Linked DNA regions of Homo sapiens: region 1 is linked to region 2. A link is a contact called in ENCODE Hi-C or POLR2A ChIA-PET data. All regions are on one chromosome and are shown on one strand. Each heading gives the region's core, a stretch centred on a gene start or an enhancer-like site at or near the end of the contact. The rest is flanking DNA. Distances are from core to core; before and after follow the strand shown. Region 1 holds the start of EIF3I (eukaryotic translation initiation factor 3 subunit I). Region 2 holds the start of MARCKSL1 (MARCKS like 1).

The links. Hi-C counts contacts between places; a loop is a spot of excess contacts on that map. ChIA-PET counts read pairs that join two places held with the same protein, here RNA polymerase II (POLR2A). Pooled maps may share reads with other maps.
Region 1: a loop to region 2 is called in a map of B cell, with 14 times the contacts of the local background. The contact joins the promoter of EIF3I here to the promoter of MARCKSL1 in region 2. A Hi-C loop is called at or near these places in 20 of 168 maps with a recorded cell type or tissue (A673, B cell, CD4-positive, alpha-beta memory T cell and 15 more), 13 of 37 single-sample maps with no recorded cell type and 16 of 50 pooled maps. POLR2A ChIA-PET finds 5 or more read pairs at or near these places in 38 of 52 experiments (A549, AG04449, AG04450 and 29 more).

What each region holds. Positions count from the first base shown.
Region 1 is chr1:32,221,157-32,224,466 of GRCh38, forward strand. EIF3I (eukaryotic translation initiation factor 3 subunit I) reads left to right here and starts at 1,251. Exons shown (of 11, transcript NM_003757.4): 1 at 1,251-1,288; 2 at 1,382-1,474; 3 at 2,878-2,965; 4 at 3,254-3,310. The coding sequence starts at 1,286. TMEM234 (transmembrane protein 234) reads right to left here and starts at 1,197. Exons shown (of 5, transcript NM_019118.5): 1 at 1,151-1,197; 2 at 711-862; 3 at 1-41. The coding sequence starts at 1,166. RefSeq lists enhancers at 470-1,669, 946-1,579.
Region 2 is chr1:32,334,454-32,338,071 of GRCh38, forward strand. It overlaps MARCKSL1 (MARCKS like 1), which reads right to left and starts at 1,780. Exons shown (of 2, transcript NM_023009.7): 1 at 1,494-1,780; 2 at 1-644. The coding sequence starts at 1,580. The coding sequence ends at 144. LOC124903949 (a long non-coding RNA gene) reads left to right here and starts at 924. Exons shown (of 2, transcript XR_007065661.1): 1 at 924-1,051. RefSeq lists silencers at 602-1,041, 1,182-1,261, 1,392-1,541, 1,562-2,091, 3,025-3,153 and enhancers at 1,433-2,002, 2,272-2,361.

The DNA of each region.
Region 1 (3,310 bases), core at 1-2,500, 110 kb before region 2:
AGAAGGGATCCACACTGGTTGAGGAGAAAGGGCATCAGGTACTGGAAAGAGGAGAAACCTGCAGTCAGTGTGATGGCCTGACTGAGCAGCACTGCCTTCTTTGAGCTCCTAGCGAATGTCTTTCCTTGGAGGGAGGCAGGGTTATAAGGACCCAGAGAACACTAATCCCTCTAAGGAGGATCCTTCCAGGGCAAAGAGGGAAACAGACTGAAGTCTGTGCCTTTGCTCAAACTACCCTCTCCCTCACCTCTGCTAGTTCCCATCCTGCAAGGCCTTGAAGCCAATGTCAGCCCCTCCAGGAAGCCTTCCCCAAGTCCTCCAGCTCCAGCCTTCCTCCTCTGAACTCCTCCCCTGCAGGGCCAATTTGAGCCCCAAGCCCTCCCTCTGGAAAGGCTCACAAATGTTGCCTTATGTAACTGAAGGAATCACAATAAAATGTGAATAATGGCAGCCATAGATTGAGCACTTACTATGTTCTAGGCCTAATGCTAAGTGCTCTACGTATCTCACCTAATTCCTGCAACTGACCTATCAGATGGTTATTATTATAATCGCCATTTACAGATGATGAAACTGAGGCTCAAGGACAACTGACTTTTCCGAGAATTTCTAGTGAGTAAGTGGTGGGGCTGACCCAGACCTGTTTGACTCCAAAGACCAAATTCTTGGCGGCAACTCCACCGAGAGAGGGGCCTTTCACAGAGACGCACCTCAGTATTCAAGAAGAGGGTCTTCATCTCCTGTAGCAACTGCTGGGCCCAGGTCGGCTCATGAACCCGCTGCAGGCCGGCGGAGGCCCGCTTCAGCAGCGGCTGCGTGCCACCCCACAGAGCGGCCACCAGCACCAGAGCCAACACCTGCCCTGAATGCAGACGAGTGAGTCACCCTGACCCCCACCCCAAACGGCCGCCCACCCCGCCCTCTCCTGGCCTTCTAGCCCCAGCTAGCCGCCCCCACTTCCCTCCTTCGCTCTCTTCGCCTCGGCTGCGACTGGCGGCTAAGGCAGGCCCAGGGAAGCTAGGGAGATGAATCCAGGAGTCCGGCCTCTGGGGTTGTAGCAGGGGTCGGGGTTAGAGGGTGGATGTGGAGCAGGAAATGAATTCGAGGCGAGGGTCGGGAAATCCATGGAAGGGCGGGGCCGGCTACCTACCCAGAGACGCCGCCATGGCAACGCCGCTGTCTTCTACTTCCGGGAACGAAGGGGCGGAGACCCATAATCCGGAAGTGACCTCGAAACCTTTTCCGGTCTTACTCACGTTGCGGCCTTCCTCGCGTCACAGCCGGGATGGTGAGTTTCAGAGTTAGGGGTATTGCAGTGGGGGTCCTGGGCTGAGGCTGGGGCCCAATTCCGAGCACTGACGTTACTGTCTTGTCCCCACAGAAGCCGATCCTACTGCAGGGCCATGAGCGGTCCATTACGCAGATTAAGTATAACCGCGAAGGAGACCTCCTCTTTACTGTGGCCAAGGACCCTGTGAGTGTTGGCTGGAGGGGGTCCGGGAGGGGCGGGATCCTTCTGCCAGGACGATGGGTGGACACGCCAGTTTTGCCGTTAGCGGGGAACCAAAGAGCAGCCCATTGTGAGAAGTAGGGAGAGGCCATGCCGGGGGTAGGTTGGCGAAAGTATTCTACCGGGAAAGGTGGGGAAGAACTCTATTGGCCGAGTGCGGTGGCTCACGCCTGTAATCCCAGCACTTTGAGAGGCCGAGGTGGGAGGGTCGCTTGAGCCCAGGAGTTGGAGACCAGCCTGAGCAACGTAGTAAGACCCATCTCTACACACAAAAAAATTAGCCTGACATGGTGGCCTCGCGCCTGTGGTCTCAGCTACTTCGGAGTCTGAAACGAGAGGATCGCTTGAGCGCGGTGAGCTGAGATCGTGCCACTGCACTCCAAGAAAAGCAAGAGACCACTGTGGAAAGGGGATAAAGATGAGGGTCAGCTTGCCCAGAGAACGGGATGCGACCTTTAGGGATAATCTAATCTTTCTACCAGGATAGGTGCAGGCTGTGTTATTCAGACACAGGGAACTTAATGAGGGTGTCTCTAGTCTCATTTTAAGTCAATCCCATCCTGCTACTCAATGCCAAACAATCCCTCATGATACTGCCTTTTGAGGCACCTGGCCATTTTATTTTATTTTTTCTTGAGACGGAGTCTCGCTCTGTCGCCTAGGCTGGAGTGCAGTGGCGCGATCTCGACTCACTGCAACCTCTGCCTCCCAGGTTCAAGCGATTCTCCTGCCTCAACCTCCCTAGTAGCTGGGACTACAGGCTCGTGCCACCATGCCCAGCTAATTTTTTGTATCTTTAGTAGAGATGGGGTTTCACCATGTTGGACAGGCTTGTCTTGAACTCCTGACCTCAGGTGATCCGCCTGCCTCGGCCTCCCAAAGTGCTAGGATTACAGGCATGAGTCACCACACCCGGCCTGGCCATTTTCAAGATGAGAAAACTGAAGTTCAGAGGAGAGAAGCACTGTATTTGAGATCATATAGTGAGACAGTGGCAGAGCAGGCACCAGAACCCAGACTTCCTTACTACCAGCTGCTCCCACTTGGATAAGACATCAGAGATACTGTTTTTCTGGACTGGAGCTCAACTTGGCCTTTTATTCTTTGGAGCCGTTGGGAGTCCCAGGAGAGCTGGAGCTAACAAATGAGGATGCCTTTACAAGCCGCCTGACTCCTCTGTTGCTTCCCTTCAGGAAGGGAGGAGAATCCAGGAGTTGGTCTTTTTACCAGCTCCCTGCTGTTTCCCAAGAAATAAACAGAAGAGGGCAGAATCAGCCTTGCTACAGGCTGCTGAGGGTTCCTGGGGCAAAATAGGAAGCCATTGCTCTTACTGGGATGTGTACTATCCTGTGGTTTGACTTTTCCAGATCGTCAATGTATGGTACTCTGTGAATGGTGAGAGGCTGGGCACCTACATGGGCCATACCGGAGCTGTGTGGTGTGTGGACGCTGACTGTATCCTTATTTTGGGTCTGAGTCCGTGTTGCTAGGGTCTGTCAGCGATGGAGAGGCTGAGTTGGGAGTTGGGAGTTGGGGGTGCTGTTGAGGGCCTAGAGAACGATACCTCCTACTCCCTGGTCTCTTCACTGACTGAGGAAACATTCAGGACAAATTCCAGTTCTGGATAAGGAGGTAAGAGGGGTAGAAAGGCTCTTTGGGGCTGAACAGGGAGATGATTCACTTGGCATCCCAAGAGGACAAGGGCTCGGGTGAACTTCGTCATATTTCTTAACAACTCTTCAGGGGACACCAAGCATGTCCTCACTGGCTCAGCTGACAACAGCTGTCGTCTCTGGGACT
Region 2 (3,618 bases), core at 530-3,029:
GAAAGGGAACGTGGCTGGGAGGAGGCAATAGCCCCTTCCTTTCTGGGCACAGGAAGGCAGCCAGGGCACCAGGTCCAGGCAGTGACCTCACAAGGACAGCACAGTTTTTGCAGCTTAGAGATCACCCACCTGCCCCTACCTAGCTACTCATTCTGCTCAGCGCTGGCTGGTGTAGGGCCACTCTCCGGCCCCGAGGGAGTGGATGGCTCTGTAGCCTGGGGCCCTGCCTCTTCTTCTGAGGCTGCACTAGCCTCTGCCCCCTTGGCCTGGGGTTCCTGGCTCTCAGGGGTGGCTGCGGCCTTCCCTTCCTGAGCAGTGCCCTCGTCGCTGCAGGCACCGATCTCCCCCTGCTCCTGCTCTTCCTCTGTGGGTGAGGAGGCAGAAGAATCACCCCCACCCTCCTTCCGATTTCTCTTGAAGGACAGGCCGCTCAATTTGAAAGGCTTCTTGAAAGAGAATTTCTTCTTCTTCTTGGGGGTCTCCTTGGGGGGGACCTCCCCCTTGGCCTCAGCACCCTGGCTAGGGGGTGCTGGCTCGATGGCATCGCCAGTGGCCCCGGCTGCCTCATCTGTTCCGTTCACAGGGGGCGACTCCCCTTCACCCTTGGGGGATAAGTCTCCATTGCTTTTCACGTGGCCATTCTCCTGCAGGGCAGAGGGAATAGCAATGAGGGCAGGGGCTCCCCCTCCCCCAGCCCGCTTCTGATCCCTTCTAGAGGAAGGGGTCCTCGATTCGATTCTACTGCAACCCGAAAGTCTGGCTTCAGCCTCACCCACACCCAGGATCCCGTCAAACACCTCCCTCTCGCCCCTCACGGGCGCGCGGGGAGCGAGCGCGCAGAGGGCGCGACCGGCAGGAGGCGCTGGGGTCCCGTGGCCCCCACCCCCGTCCCCCGGGGCGCGCTCTCTATTCCGCGCGGAACCGCTCCGGATCTGCTGTGCGGATCCCGGGCAGGCGGGCGAGCCGCTCTAGGCGACATTGGGCGGGAAGCCGCCCCGGGGCGCTGTCTCTCTGCACCTGGACGGCCTATTTTCCCAGCCTCCCGCTTTGTGTAAGTGGCCCCCACCCACCCCAGGCTCTCCCGCATCTCGGCTCCCCCTTAAAAAAAAAAAGACCGTGGGCCACCGAGGTCGGGTCGGCGGGTGGAGTGCGCTCCCCGCCGGGCCCCAGCTCCGCGGCCCCTGGGCGCCCCCTTGGCGTGGCCCAGCAGCGCCTTTGTTCCCCGCGCGGCACTCGGGGCGGCCGGGGGGCAGCGCCGGGGACCGGGGCCGCGAACAAAGAAGGCGGCAGGGCCCGGCCGGCGCCCCCTCCCCGCCCCTCCCCTCGCTTCGCCCGCGGGGGCTGCGGCGCCGAGAACAAAGGGACCGGGCGGGGGAGGGGGCGCCGCGTGTCCCGGGCCGGACAAAGCGCGCGGCCCCGGCCCCGGCCCCGGGCCCTAGAAGGGGCGAGGTGCGAGAGGAGGGGCTGGGGCCGGCCGGGCCAAGCGTACCCACCTGGCCGTTGGCCTTCGCGGGGGAAGCGCCTGCTGCCTCCTCGGCGGTCACGTCGCCCCGGGGAGCCTTGGAGCTCTGGCTGCCCATGATGGGGGTCTGCTGGGGGGCGCTTGGAGCCGCCCCGGGCTCGCGCCGCAGGGGATAGTACGGCGGGGTCGGCCCGGCCGGCGGAGGGGTGGGGCTGGCGCCCGAGGGGGAGGGGTGCCGGGGGAAGCCGAGCTGCACCTCCGCTCCGCGGCCGACCCGCTAGCTGCGCCCGCCGCCGCTCCGCTCCGCGCCAGAATGCCGCCCGCCGCCCGCCGAGCTGCCTATATATAAGCGCCCGGAGCTCGGGGCGGGGCCGGACATTTAAATGCGCGCCCAATCGAGGGGCGGAGGCGGGGTTGGCTCGCAGGCCCCACTTGCGCAGCAGGCGACGCTGGCGGTCGGGTACCCCCCACCCCACCCGAATCCCAGGGGCAGGTAGAGTCCGGTGTGGGCAGGAGCGAGGCCAGTCCTCCCGCGAGCTGGGCGGGGCGGGGCGGGGGGCCTGGAGGAAGGAGACGGGCAGTCATTCCATCCTCTCCGCTCCACCTCTCCGGTGGGCGCCCCCGCAGCCTGGAGCGGCCCCCAACGCCTTGGTCCTGCAGCCGCTGGCAGTCTCCCGCTTGAACCCTTCGAAGGGCTCACACGACCAGGCTCGTCAGATGGCTGGTCCTGAATTATACTCTAGAAATGTGGTCATAGAAGCTGCAGGGCCCCTGCGCTGGGCTCGGCACCCGCTCCGGCCTGGAGAGCGGTCAGAGGTCCCACCCACGTCCCTGCCTGCCTGCCATGGCCAGCCGGGGAGCGGAGGGCTCTGCCTTGCCTCGGGGTCACTCTGGTCGGACTAGTGAGGCCTTTCCCTCATTCCTCCTTTCAGTCCCTTGGTGGCCAGTCATTCTGAGTGGGGACAGACAGATTCGCCTTGAGCCCCTCCTGCCCTCAGCCTGGACCCACTGCAAAGTCCCACGTGGGGGACTTTGTGACCTTGAAGGGCATCTCCATCCCCATTGAAAGGCCAAGGCTCAGAGGCATTGACAACCTGTCTGACTTGGCTCTGGTCCTTCCTCTTTACCTCCACACACAACTCTGCTCCCCTACATCAGGGTGCCCCAGGCCGGCAGAGGAACCCCAGCTGGGGACTCAACAAACCTCAAAACACCCCAGTTTCTGAAGGGGAGGGATAGGATGCTACCAAGGGTCCCTTCAAGGGACAGCCCCTTGAGGACAGCCCTCAAAGCTGCCCAGCCCAGCTTCCCACCCTGCCTGAGAGCAAGGGAGCCCGGAGGTGCTCCGGGCTGGAGACTCCCTAGCTTTGGTCCTCTGCCACCTCTCCTTCTGCTGGCCTGGATAGGCTGGTGGGAACCCCAGAATCCTGGCCGGCCCCGGATGTCTGTGTCCGGCTGCCAGCCCTCAGCCCCCAGGAGGAAAGGGATGGGGGCTGGAAGGAAGCAAAGTGTTGCAAATGCAAGGCTGTGTCCCAGCCAGCTCAGCAAGTCCCTCCCCTCCCTCCTACGGTGAAGCCTCCTGGGAGGCCTGAGGCTGTGAAGTGTGGAGACACCCCAGGGCCTGAGAAATTGGGAACTCCCCAGAGATCTGACCACAGAGGGGCGGGGAGGGCTGAGGTGGCTTCTGCATTCTGCACTCACTCCTGTATCCTCCATCCCCACCCCCACCCTGAGACTACAGAATACCCTCAGCTATCTCAGCTTCACTTGCCCCCCACCCCCGCCCCATTTCACAGACTGGGACCCTGAGGTTCAGGAAGAGAAAGTGACATGCCCAAGGGCACACAGCAGCTACCAGTAGCTGAGGGTGAGAAAAGGCTTGGAGAGGTTTGATAACATGGGCCAAGGGCTGTAAGGAATCCCCTGGCAGAATTTTCTGTTGAGATCTGGGGCTGCCTGGTCAGAGTGGGAGGCAAGGGCTAGCTTTGGGACGGGGAGAGGCACTGTGCCCCCACTGCAGCTCACTGAAAGTACCGTGACTTCTCCACAGCTTGCCACTAAGGGAAGGATGTCATGACCTGCTCTCTGTCTCAGCCACAATAGGGAACCCACAATGCTGCCAGGCGCTGCCCGCACCAGCTGGCTGGGCTCAGAGG